Regions from separate parts of the Homo sapiens genome. Here region 2 is linked to region 1. The links are chromatin loops, found by intact Hi-C in ENCODE. Cell type or tissue: B cell. All regions are shown on one strand. Each heading gives the region's core, and the rest is flanking DNA. Links, peaks and the distances in the headings are about the cores only. Region 1 overlaps MYCBP2 (MYC binding protein 2). Region 2 overlaps MYCBP2 (MYC binding protein 2).

What was found. Peaks named below come from ENCODE experiments on the same cell type or tissue, not always from the same donor. Only the 100,000 strongest peaks of a DNase experiment are listed, where the experiment ranks them.
Region 2: it touches region 1 in a loop (2.1-fold over the local background); 1 of 110 quality-filtered maps calls a loop at or near these places.

The regions. Positions count from the first base shown.
Region 1 is chr13:77,181,898-77,187,291 of GRCh38, reverse strand. It overlaps MYCBP2 (MYC binding protein 2), which reads left to right. Exons shown (of 83, transcript NM_015057.5): 31 at 1,229-1,421; 32 at 1,915-2,189; 33 at 5,370-5,394. Among named protein-coding and RNA genes, the nearest start is that of MYCBP2-AS2, 100 kb to the right of the region's middle. RefSeq lists an enhancer at 2,457-2,506. In B cell, for the core only: no CTCF peak of the experiment used is centred there; a DNase peak (open chromatin) is centred at 2,681; H3K27ac peaks cover 2,782 bases.
Region 2 is chr13:77,262,870-77,268,263 of GRCh38, reverse strand. MYCBP2 (MYC binding protein 2) reads left to right here. Exons shown (of 83, transcript NM_015057.5): 8 at 327-423; 9 at 4,262-4,335; 10 at 4,475-4,613. Among named protein-coding and RNA genes, the nearest start is that of MYCBP2, 62 kb to the left of the region's middle. In B cell, for the core only: no CTCF peak of the experiment used is centred there; no DNase peak of the experiment used is centred there.

The DNA.
Region 1 (5,394 bases), core at 277-5,276:
AGTTTGGTATCTTTTGATTCAAATAAGGATCTTTGACTCTGTTATGCTTTCTTTAGTGATCTCACTTTTCTGTGCTTGGTAACCCCTTTGTATTTATGTTTAAGTGGTTTTGTGGCCATTAGGTAATTGTAGACTTTATATACAAAACTTATTCAGTCATTTCTTTAAAAGGTAAACTATAGGGCTTAGCACATTGGCTCACGCCTATAATCCCAGCACTTTTGGAGGCCGAGGCAGGAGGATTGCTTGAGCTCAGGAGTTCAAGACCAGCCAGGGCAATATAGTGAAACCCCCATCTAAAAAAACTTAAAAATTAGCTGGGTATGGTGGTGCGCACTTGTAGTCCCAGCTGCTTGGGAGGCTGAGGGGGTGGTGAGAGGATAGCTTGAGTCCAGGAGGTTGAGGTTGCAGTGACCCGTGATCACACCATTGCATTCCAGTCTGGGTGATAGAGGAAGACTCTATCTCAAAAAAAAAAAAAAAAAAAAATTGAATCTATAAACTCGTTTTCAGGAGCTCTGGGATTTGGTGGGAATGGGGCAGTAAGTGCTCTGCTTTGAGATTCAGGTGGTATCTGTTGTCATTTAACCATGATAAAACCAGAAGACTAGAACTGCAAAGAAAATCTACCATCTTAAACTCATATGCTAGAATTTTAAATAATCAAAATAGGAATTTTTTAGTATTTTCTAGTCAATTTTTATCTTCTATTAATGTATTTATCAAAAATTGACTGTAGTTTGTATTGCAAATTTTAATATATAGACATAAAATAAGTTATTTGATACTGTTACTGATATCTAACACTAAAACTCTATTTTATTTTTTACTACAGTGACTGTAAAAAGCTTTATTTTTCTTTCAAGTAAACATGCATTGTTTTATAAGTGCTTCTCATTTTTCCCTTGTTTATATGATAAGCTAGATAGCTGGGTAGCAGGAACACTGAAAAATTTATTTTTAAATAGGTAAATATTGAAGAATGTTGTTTTTAGAAATGCTTAACTACTTTACCTTTTTTGTAACAAACTTCAAAGTTACTGTTGAGGGTAATTTAATAAATGAACTATAAAAGTGTCTTGGGCTCAGTAAAAAAAATTCAATTAAAAAACTCAGTAAAAAAATTCAAAAGAAAGTTTTGAAGTTGTCTACCATTGCCTTTCCATTTGATTCCGTTTATGGTATCATTTGAATTAATTGTTGTCTGTTTTTTCATATTCTGGATTAGGAATGTTTTGAGTCATTGTTGAGTATTCTTCACTGGAGCTGGACCACCTTAGTCTTAGGAGTTGAAGAACTTAGAGGATTAAAAGGATTCCAGTTCACAGCTACACTCCTAGATTTAGAGAGACTGCGCTTTGTGGGTACCTGTTGTCTGAGGTTATTGCGTGTCTATACCTGTGAAATTTACCCAGTGTCAGGTATGATGCATTTTTTTTAAATGACTATAGGGAGAAAATATTAGAGACATTGAGAAGATTTACTTTGAGATAACTGAGAGTTTATGCCCCCCAGCTGCATTTAAGCTGCTTCTAAAATGAGGGGAGAAAGTCAGCTTGCTATGATGCTTATGTATTTGCTTATAAAGAGTAAAATAGATTACATGTCATTCTGATACAAAAAGTAATAGTGGGCCAAAGTTAAATAATCTAATAAAGTTTAATTTTAAACAAATTCTGTCAAATAGAAATATTTTGAACAAGCAATTTGGACTTAAATGCTGAAACTAGGTTTTTATTCCCCCTTCCATTTAGATTAAAAATTGGGACTACACTTAATCTCTAAGTTGTTTCATTTCTAAGATATTAGTACTTGTGATACTTAGCTGTATAGGGAATTACTGAATTATATTGATTGTTTTCATGCATATTTAATATTTTGCTTAATTACCAATCTGCTTTTTCCCCCTCAAAGCTACAGGAAAAGCAGTTGTAGAAGAAACTAGCAAATTAGCAGAGTGTATTGGAAAAACCAGAACTTTGTTAAGAAAAATTTTATCAGAAGGAGTTGATCACTGCATGGTGAAATTGGATAATGATCCTCAAGGATATCTCAGTCAACCCTTGAGTCTTCTAGAAGCTGTCCTTCAGGAATGTCATAATACTTTCACTGCCTGCTTTCATTCTTTCTACCCAACTCCTGCCTTACAGTGGGCTTGCCTTTGTGATCTGCTGAATTGTTTGGATCAGGTAATTTAAGTTTGTAAAATGTTAGTTGAAAATCTGATATATTGCTTAATACTCTTCAAGAAAATAAATTGCAGTTGCCATATCTTCTTAACTTGTATAAAAGATAAATTAGGAAATCATTCGGTGTACATGACTTATATAAGCAAAGTTTAAAATTTTTTAAATCTGCTTCATCATCTTTTAGTTACAAAATTGGTAGGCACATTGTGCAGTTGCTGATTGGTTTTTGAATTGGAGTGAGTGATTCTGAGAGAGGGAGAGAGGAAAAGAACCATAGTGACCAGGGGAGAGCAGGGATAGCACCAGGAGGCCCCCGCCACCCTCATCTGTGAGAACAGGAAGGAGAGAGAGCTGAGAGAACAGTCATACTAGCATTGTTCATTCATTCATGAGGAAGCCACAACCTTTGTAAACCTTTATGCACCAAGTCACAGAGTTTCACAACACCTGAGGCAAAACACTGACAGAACTACAGGGAGAAATAGATTCACATTGACAGCTGGGGACTTTAACACTCCTCTTTCAGTAATTAATAGAGGAACTAGGCCAAAAACATCAGCGATGCAGATTTGAACAGTACTGTCAACCATCTTGATCTGACATTTACAAAACAGGATATGAAACTGCAAAATACATATTCTTTTCAAGTACACATGATTTTTAAAAGAAATATTTGGGACCATTCACTAAGGTAGATCATATGCTAGACCATAAAATGTCTTAATAAATTTCAAAAGATTAAAATGTGAAAGAATATATTTTCAGACCACAGTAGAATTACAGTAAAAATCAATAGCAAAGGATATCCAGAAAAAGCACCAAACATTTGGAAAATGACAGCACTTCTAAGTAAGCAGTTGATCAAAGAAGAAGTTATAAAGGAAATTTTAAAATGTTTCACATAGAAAGATAAAAACATAATATCAGAATTTGTGGGATTTAGCTAAAGCATTGCTTAAAAGAGCTCTTTATACCCTTAAATGCTTATATGAAGAAGAAAGGTTTAAAATCAGTGACCTAAGCTGCTATGTTAAGAATCTAGAAGGAAAAGCAAATCTAACCCAAAGTTAGAAGGAAGGAAGGAAATAATAAAGATAAGAGCAGAAATCAATGAAATAGAAAGTAGAGAAAATTAACACAGCTAAAAGTTGGTTTTTTGAAGAAAAAAAGTTGGTAAACTCCTAGCAAACCTGACTGGGAGAGAAGAGAGAAAGAAAAAACATGAAATACCATAATCAAAAGTGAAATAGGGGTTCACCGGGCACGGTGGCTCATGCCTGTAATCCCAGCACTTTGGGAGGCTGAGGTGGGTGGATCACTTGAGGTCAGGAGTTCGAGACCAGCCTAACATGGCAAAACTCAGTCTCTACCAAAAATACAAAAATTAGCCAGGCATGGTGGTGCACAGCTGTAATCTCAGCTACTCGGGAGGCTGAGGCACGAGAATTGCTTGAAGGCGGGAGGTGAAGGTTGCATTGAGGCAAGATTGTGCCACTGCACTCCAGCCTGGTGACAGAATGATACTCCATCTCAAAAAAAAAAAAAAAAAAAAAAAAAAAAAGAAATAGGGACTATCACTATAAACAACTTTATACTGGTGAATTTTTCAGCCTTAGAGGAAGTTGACAAATTCCTTGAAAAATATAATTTTATCAAAACTAACACATTAAGAAATAGAAAAATCTGAATTGCCTCATATCCATTTAAAAATTATCAAAAACTTTCCCACAAAGAAAATTTCAAGTCCAAATATTGTCATTTATGAATTCTGTTAAACATTTAAGAAAGAAATAATGTCAACCTTTTACAAAGTCTTTTGGAAAATACAGGAGGCAACACTTCCCAACTAATTTTATGAGTTTAGCTTTATCCTATACCAAAACCTAACTAAGATACTACAAGGAAAAATTACAGATGAATATCACTCAGAAACATAGATGCTCTTAAAAATATTATCAAACCAAATTGAACATGTAAACAATATATCATAACCAAGTGGGATTTATCTTAGAAATACTTAGTTAAATAATTGAAAATCGATGTAATTTACCATGTTAACTGAAAAAAGAAGGCAAATTGATGATTTCCTCCATATAGCTACAGGAACAGTGGTTGATGAAACTAGCAGTTACTCAATGATGAAAACCTCTCAGGAAAGTAGGATATAAGGAAACTCCTAAATCTGATAAAAAGATATTTACAAAAAAATCTTCACTAACAACATCCCACTTACTGGTGAAATCTGAATATGCCCCTAAGTTTGGAAACAAGACACGTGGTATCTACACTCACCACTTATATTCAGCAGTGCACTGGAAGTCCTAGGCCTCCCCGCCCTCCTTCGTGAAAAAAATCATTGTCATCACTAATGCATCCCAGGCAACTTTGCATCCATGTAGCAGAGTAGTATGTTTTACCACTCAATTTCCAGGGGCAAGATTATTGCCTGGACTAGTGCACAACTTAATTACTCTCTCACTCTGAACCTTCCCAGTCTGATATGGTTCTTTTCTTCTTTGCTACAGAACAGGCTAGATTTAGCAAATGTTGGTTTAACATATGGAATGTTACTCTGCTTTTATGCTTAACTTTGTAACACAGATGTTTGAAGGACTAGGTAATGTGTACACAATTTTGTGAATTAGGATATCATGTGTTGGCTTTAATGCTTTTTTATGAAATTTTGTAAGTATGCTACTAATTTTTCTTGGTAAATTATGGAATGTGATAATATAATTTTGTGACCTTAGTGAAATGTGCTTGTAATAGCACAGATTTATAATTTGCATCATTTATTATTTGAGAAAAATAGTCTCAGTCCTTATTGAAAATACCTTAGATACATTCTAATTGGGGCCTTTTTGGCATCTCCCTTTGAAACAGTGCTAGAGAGTACTGTGATTGTGAGGATATGAAAATATAAAAATGCTCATTTACTAGAGGACAGGAGCCTGATTTTTCTTGACCAGACTTAATTTTTCATCTTCATTGAATAGAAACTTAAACAATTTTTTAAATATATAGATGTAGTATTATTCTATAACAAGACAATTTAAATGACAGAGTGACAGAAAATTTTGGTATAATTTAAAAGATGGTTTACCTTTTATGTATTCAGAAACTTAGATTATACTGATGCTATATTTTTTGGTTGGGGGGCCATATTTTTGTTTTTAAAAGGATATCCAAGAAGCAAACTTCAAGA
Region 2 (5,394 bases), core at 178-5,177, 81 kb before region 1:
AAGTACTTGTTAAAGTAACAGTGATCATTCATATTATTTACTTGGCAAGTGGTATGGTCATTTTGAACAAAATGTTTGTAACTGTACTGTCCTGTTTAGTATACCTAATTATGTTTCTGGGAATATGTTACATCAATTTTCAATAATGTATGACTTTTCCTCTAATTGAGAGGAATGTTCTTATATTTTTAATCATTAATATCTTTTAGACATCAATATTGATGTATTATTGTACCTCAAAAACCTGTAATATGGAGCTGTATGGCTGCTGTTTCTGCTGAATTAGTAATAAATATTTTAACAGGAAAATTTTTTGCTGTTATCAGGGTTATTTATTATATAGAGATGTGAATAACCACAGCATGACAGCCATAAGGATAAGCCCTGAAACACTGGAGCAAGATGGTACTGTGATGTTACCAGGTATGTTTCAAGTAGTCATTTTTTCTCCACAAGCAATTTTAAGAAATGTGCATGTTAAGCTATTTAGACACATAAAGAATGATTAGCAAGGGATAGTGCTTGCTTATAAAAGGGTTTTAAAAATCTTGACATACAAAGCATTTTATAGTCTACGTGAAGTTAATACATATCAAGAGAATAGACATAGAAATATAACAAGTTTTAATATTTGTTTTCAAACTTGGCCGTCTATGGCCTAATCTCTGACCTCACCCCACCACTGCTGAATTAGTGGGGTGATGTAACTGTGTTGCTCTTAATAAAAATCAGAACTCTGGCTCTCATGTGACTCAGTATAAAGAACCTTCTGTTTATTTTTACTTTAACAACAGTGCAGTTGGGTTTTCCTCCTTATTTAATTTAATTTAATTTTATTTAATTTAATTTAATTTTATTTTATTTTATTTTATGTTAAAGGGGTTTCAGAGACAGAGAGTTTAGGGTAGGTCAGGAATTTTTTTTTTTAATTTCATCATTTATGCTTCTTATGCTTCTTAATACTTTGATAAAGGTCTTTGGACACAGTTTATTTTGCTTTAATTTTGAGGCTTTTATATATTCACTTAAATCACTGCTAAATTATCAGGCAGTAGGTCTCCAATTTTGATGAATGCTGGAAAAATGCATATTCTTTATTGTAAGATCTTTGAATTTGTTTATAATGTTGATACTTTCTGAGGCTGTTTATATTAAAATCTTGAGTGTCTAATGTGTCTGTCAATAATTTCATAGTAGCAATATTACTTGTAAGCGTTTGACCATCTGAAAGTGAGAGCTACTTCTGAAGAGTGCATTGAGAAGAATAATTGCTCCTGGGCTGCATGTTTATTTTTAAATATAATCTTAATAATTTCATCAAACATTTATTTGAACCTTACTACATATACATAGATACATATTAGTGTACATGACACTATGTTAAAGTAAATATGACATTTCATGTCCATTTCAGAAATAGAGGAGCTTTGGAAAGCGGATGACTTAATAAAATCATTTTGAAAATAACCATCTATTTTCAGATATGTCTACAGGGTTTTTTTTTTTTTTTTTTTTTTCATTACAAGTCCTGGACCATGTCTTTGGTCATAATAATAATAATAATAATGACAATAATATTAAAAAATACTTTTAATAACATGCACACTCCCCCCACATATTTATACATATATTGAAAGTAATCATGTTTGTTGTATAAAAATCATATGAACAAAAAAGAATGAATTGAAATAATTATAATCCCACTTCCCATATATAAACACTATGAACATATTGGTAAATATCCTTCTCGTATTTTTCCTTTGTGTATATGTCCATACTTGTAAAAAAGTGTGATCATATGCTACATATTGCTTTTTTAATCTATCTCTTTCACTTAATATTCTGAAAATATTTCTAGGTCATTAAATAGTCTTCTACAATGTCACTTAAATGTTACAAAATATATTCCATTGATTAATGTTTGAGAATGAAAGCCTTCCAGGGTTTTGCTATATAAATTACACTGTAATGAGCGTTCCTATCGTGCTGTCTTTGTGCCAGTCATTTTAGGATAATGACATAGAAGAAAAATTCTAAATTGACACATCCCATCCGCTATAACACATGGGTACTAATATCAAGGATTTACTTCTGAGAAACCCTGCACATTTAATAGAGACTGTGACTTATTGATAAGACAATTTGAAAATATGTGCCTACAGCTGTTTTATTTATTCTGCCTTGATAAAAAAATTACTCGTTAATGTCTTTATTCAGTTTAAATCTCGTTGCTTTGTTTAACTTGTGAAATGCAACTTTGAACAATACAAGTGTGGCTTTCTGTGTTTCATAAGTGTGTGCTGTATTAGTGGTGAAGAATGAACCAAACTTCAGGAAGATAGTCCCATATTTGTCTTCAGAACTGGCAGATGTTGCTTGATATATTCCTGAAGATACAAGCTTAAAATATTACATGATGGATAAAGAAAGGATAAAGAGAAAATCTTGAAATCACGTGGCAGAAGACTCCTCCCTCAAGCCTGAAGAAGCCTTTTGTAATTTTCTTGTTTCTTTGACCTGGACTGAATTTTCATCCAATAGCACTTTTTGTTTTTCGTGGGTAGGAATAGCTCTGCTCTGTAGCCTTCCAATCAAGGAGCAGAAGTAAATTGTCAGGTTTATAGATGGTAATGAATACCATGTTTCAAGTTGACATAAATCAGGTAATTCCTTGAGCTTCATGTTCCAGCTTGTCTTACAGTATAGTTTATTTAAAAAGTATTTCAACCTTGTTTTGATGAACTTAAAACATACTTTTTTTATCTGATAATTGTCATTTTATTCTTTAAACCTCGGCTTATCTTACAGATTGTATCTTTATGTCATTTTCTCTCCATGTCTGGTGACAGGTTGCCTCAGTTCATGAGGCTTTTTGCTACTCTTCTTGCGCCGCTTCACTCCTCACCCCTGCGTTTATCTGAAATTATAATGAGTTTTTCTTCTTTGCTTTTTAGTTTAAAATCTTACTGCTTAGAGCTTGAGAAGCATCTTTCTTGCGCCTCTTTGTGTTCTGTACAGTGGACTAGGAACTCTTTCTTTTGATTTCTCCTCTCTTTGATTACCAAGTCTCTTGGGCTACCAGTGGGCCTTGTCTCCCAGTTTCTATTTCCAGTTTGTGATCCCTGAATTCTCTATTTGGTAAGGGTCTGCCTGTGTTTTGCATATTTATGATAAGGAAGTATGCTAGTATGAAGCTCCTGGGCAAAGATAAAGAATAATCCAGCTTATTCGGGTGGGCTCCATTACTGCATTTCAAAATCAGAATTTTATGTTTTGTTGATTCAGGTGCAACTAGAAATGAAATGTTATTTTTTGTTTTGGTATTGTGATTAATGGAGAGATTCATCCTAGTTTTCTGCAGTTATTTTGGGAAGTATGTGTGTGTGTGTGTGTGTGCTTTTAACTTGCTTGCTGAAAATTTGTTTTTCCAAAAGGACAGAATTTATCCTTGATGTTGATTTTGCTTGTAGTTTTGTGTTATTTAGTAGCAATCACTAACACGTGTTCCTGTGGTCCTTCTGTAATACTGGTATCCCTTGTTACAATTGAGCTTGTGCATTATTTTGATCAAAGTATATGGTGTACTATTCTATGGAGATACATGCAGTATTGATGAAATATGGTATTCTAGCCAAGATACATGACTGCTTTGAGATAAAAATAAAAGCATAAGCATATATTTGTCTGCTCTTGTTGGACAAACATTTAAAAAGTTTAGAGCACACTAAATGCTAAAAATGCTGTGAATAAACATTGAATTTTTAAGTGGGAAATGTACAACTGGTTTTGAATATCCATTTTACAAAGCAAGGGATATCTGTAGTTGGACACAATAGATGTCAAATACAGAAGCTTTAGGTCGTATTTTTCTGTGACACTAATGACTGTGATGTATGTCTGAGAGTAGAGTGTTGCCTCCATTGCATGTGATTGTATTGAAATGATTGTAACCAACATTATAGTTTGTTCATCGTGGTGCATGTTTACTGTCAGACTATATCTAATACTAATTCATTTTGAAATTAGGTGGGATCTCAGGTCCTTGGTTATGGAAGATTTATAAATATAAGCAAAAATGTAATAAGTATGATTAGTTGAATTAGTTTCTGCTAATTTATAATTCTTTATTAAAAAGCACAGTCTCCTTTTGAGTTTATCCTTATTGCGTGGAGAACTCTCATTTTGACTTCAACAGAGGAGTAAATTCATTTTGCAAGGTGTTTGCTTGTATTGTAATATAAATACTTTTTCTTTTGCACAGATTGCCACACTGAAGGTCAAAATATTTTATTCACTGATGGAGAATATATTAATCAGATAGCTGCTTCAAGAGATGTAAGTATCCTGAATCTTAAGTAGCTAGTGTAAATGGAATTCCTTTTCCTTAAATTATTTAGCTTTTATTAGATAGACTGTAGAGCCTTGAACGACCTCTTTATGTAATGTAATGCTGTGGATGTTTTATTTTTCTTAGGATGGCTTTGTTGTCAGAATATTTGCCACAAGCACTGAACCTGTTCTACAGCAAGAATTGCAACTTAAACTGGCTAGAAAATGCTTACATGCCTGTGGTATCTCACTATTCGATCTGGAAAAGGACTTGCATATTATAAGTAAGATAGCAAATTAAGTGTTTTCCCTATATTTTAATTTTCAATTTTTCATACTCTTAAAAATGAACATTGTGTTTTCACCAGTTCAGCTTATGTTGTAGCAGCTATTTTGTGTCTGTTACTATTAATATAAAGGATAATTTTGAATTAATATGAATAAATAACTGGGAAACACAGTCTTTAAACAAAGTATGATATTTGAAGACCATTCTAAGGAATTGACTAATAATTTCTCTTTTTTGCTTTGAATAGAGCAAAAGAAAATAAAATTTAATGAGAATTATGGATGGATATTGGTGAATGTCATTAGTTTATATGCTGCATCATTTTTCAACTATTTAAAAATTTGAAAACTTACGTTGTAAATGTTATTACAACAATATACATAGTTCTCTCGTTGAAATTTTTAAAGTTTTTACTTGAATAGATTTTCAAGGTAACTATAGAATGATCTCATAGATTGTCAAAATGGTAATTGGCCTTACACACGGATCAGTAATCTTTCACTTGGATAGAGAAATACAGATAACCACAGAGTATTTCTTGGGCTTAGATTATTTACTTTTGTAATGTTGTAAAAGTAATTAGGATCATGAGTTCTCCTGAGAGTTTTAGTTTTGGCTTGCCATGCCACTCCAGGTTTAATAGTGACCTTCCGTAACTTGTAGGGTTCTTTGCAAGATCCATCTTTTTTGACTGTTATCTCATTACATTTCATAAACTTGGCATTAGTGCTTTACTTTCTATATTCTAATTATGTAGTATTTTTATAATTCTTCCC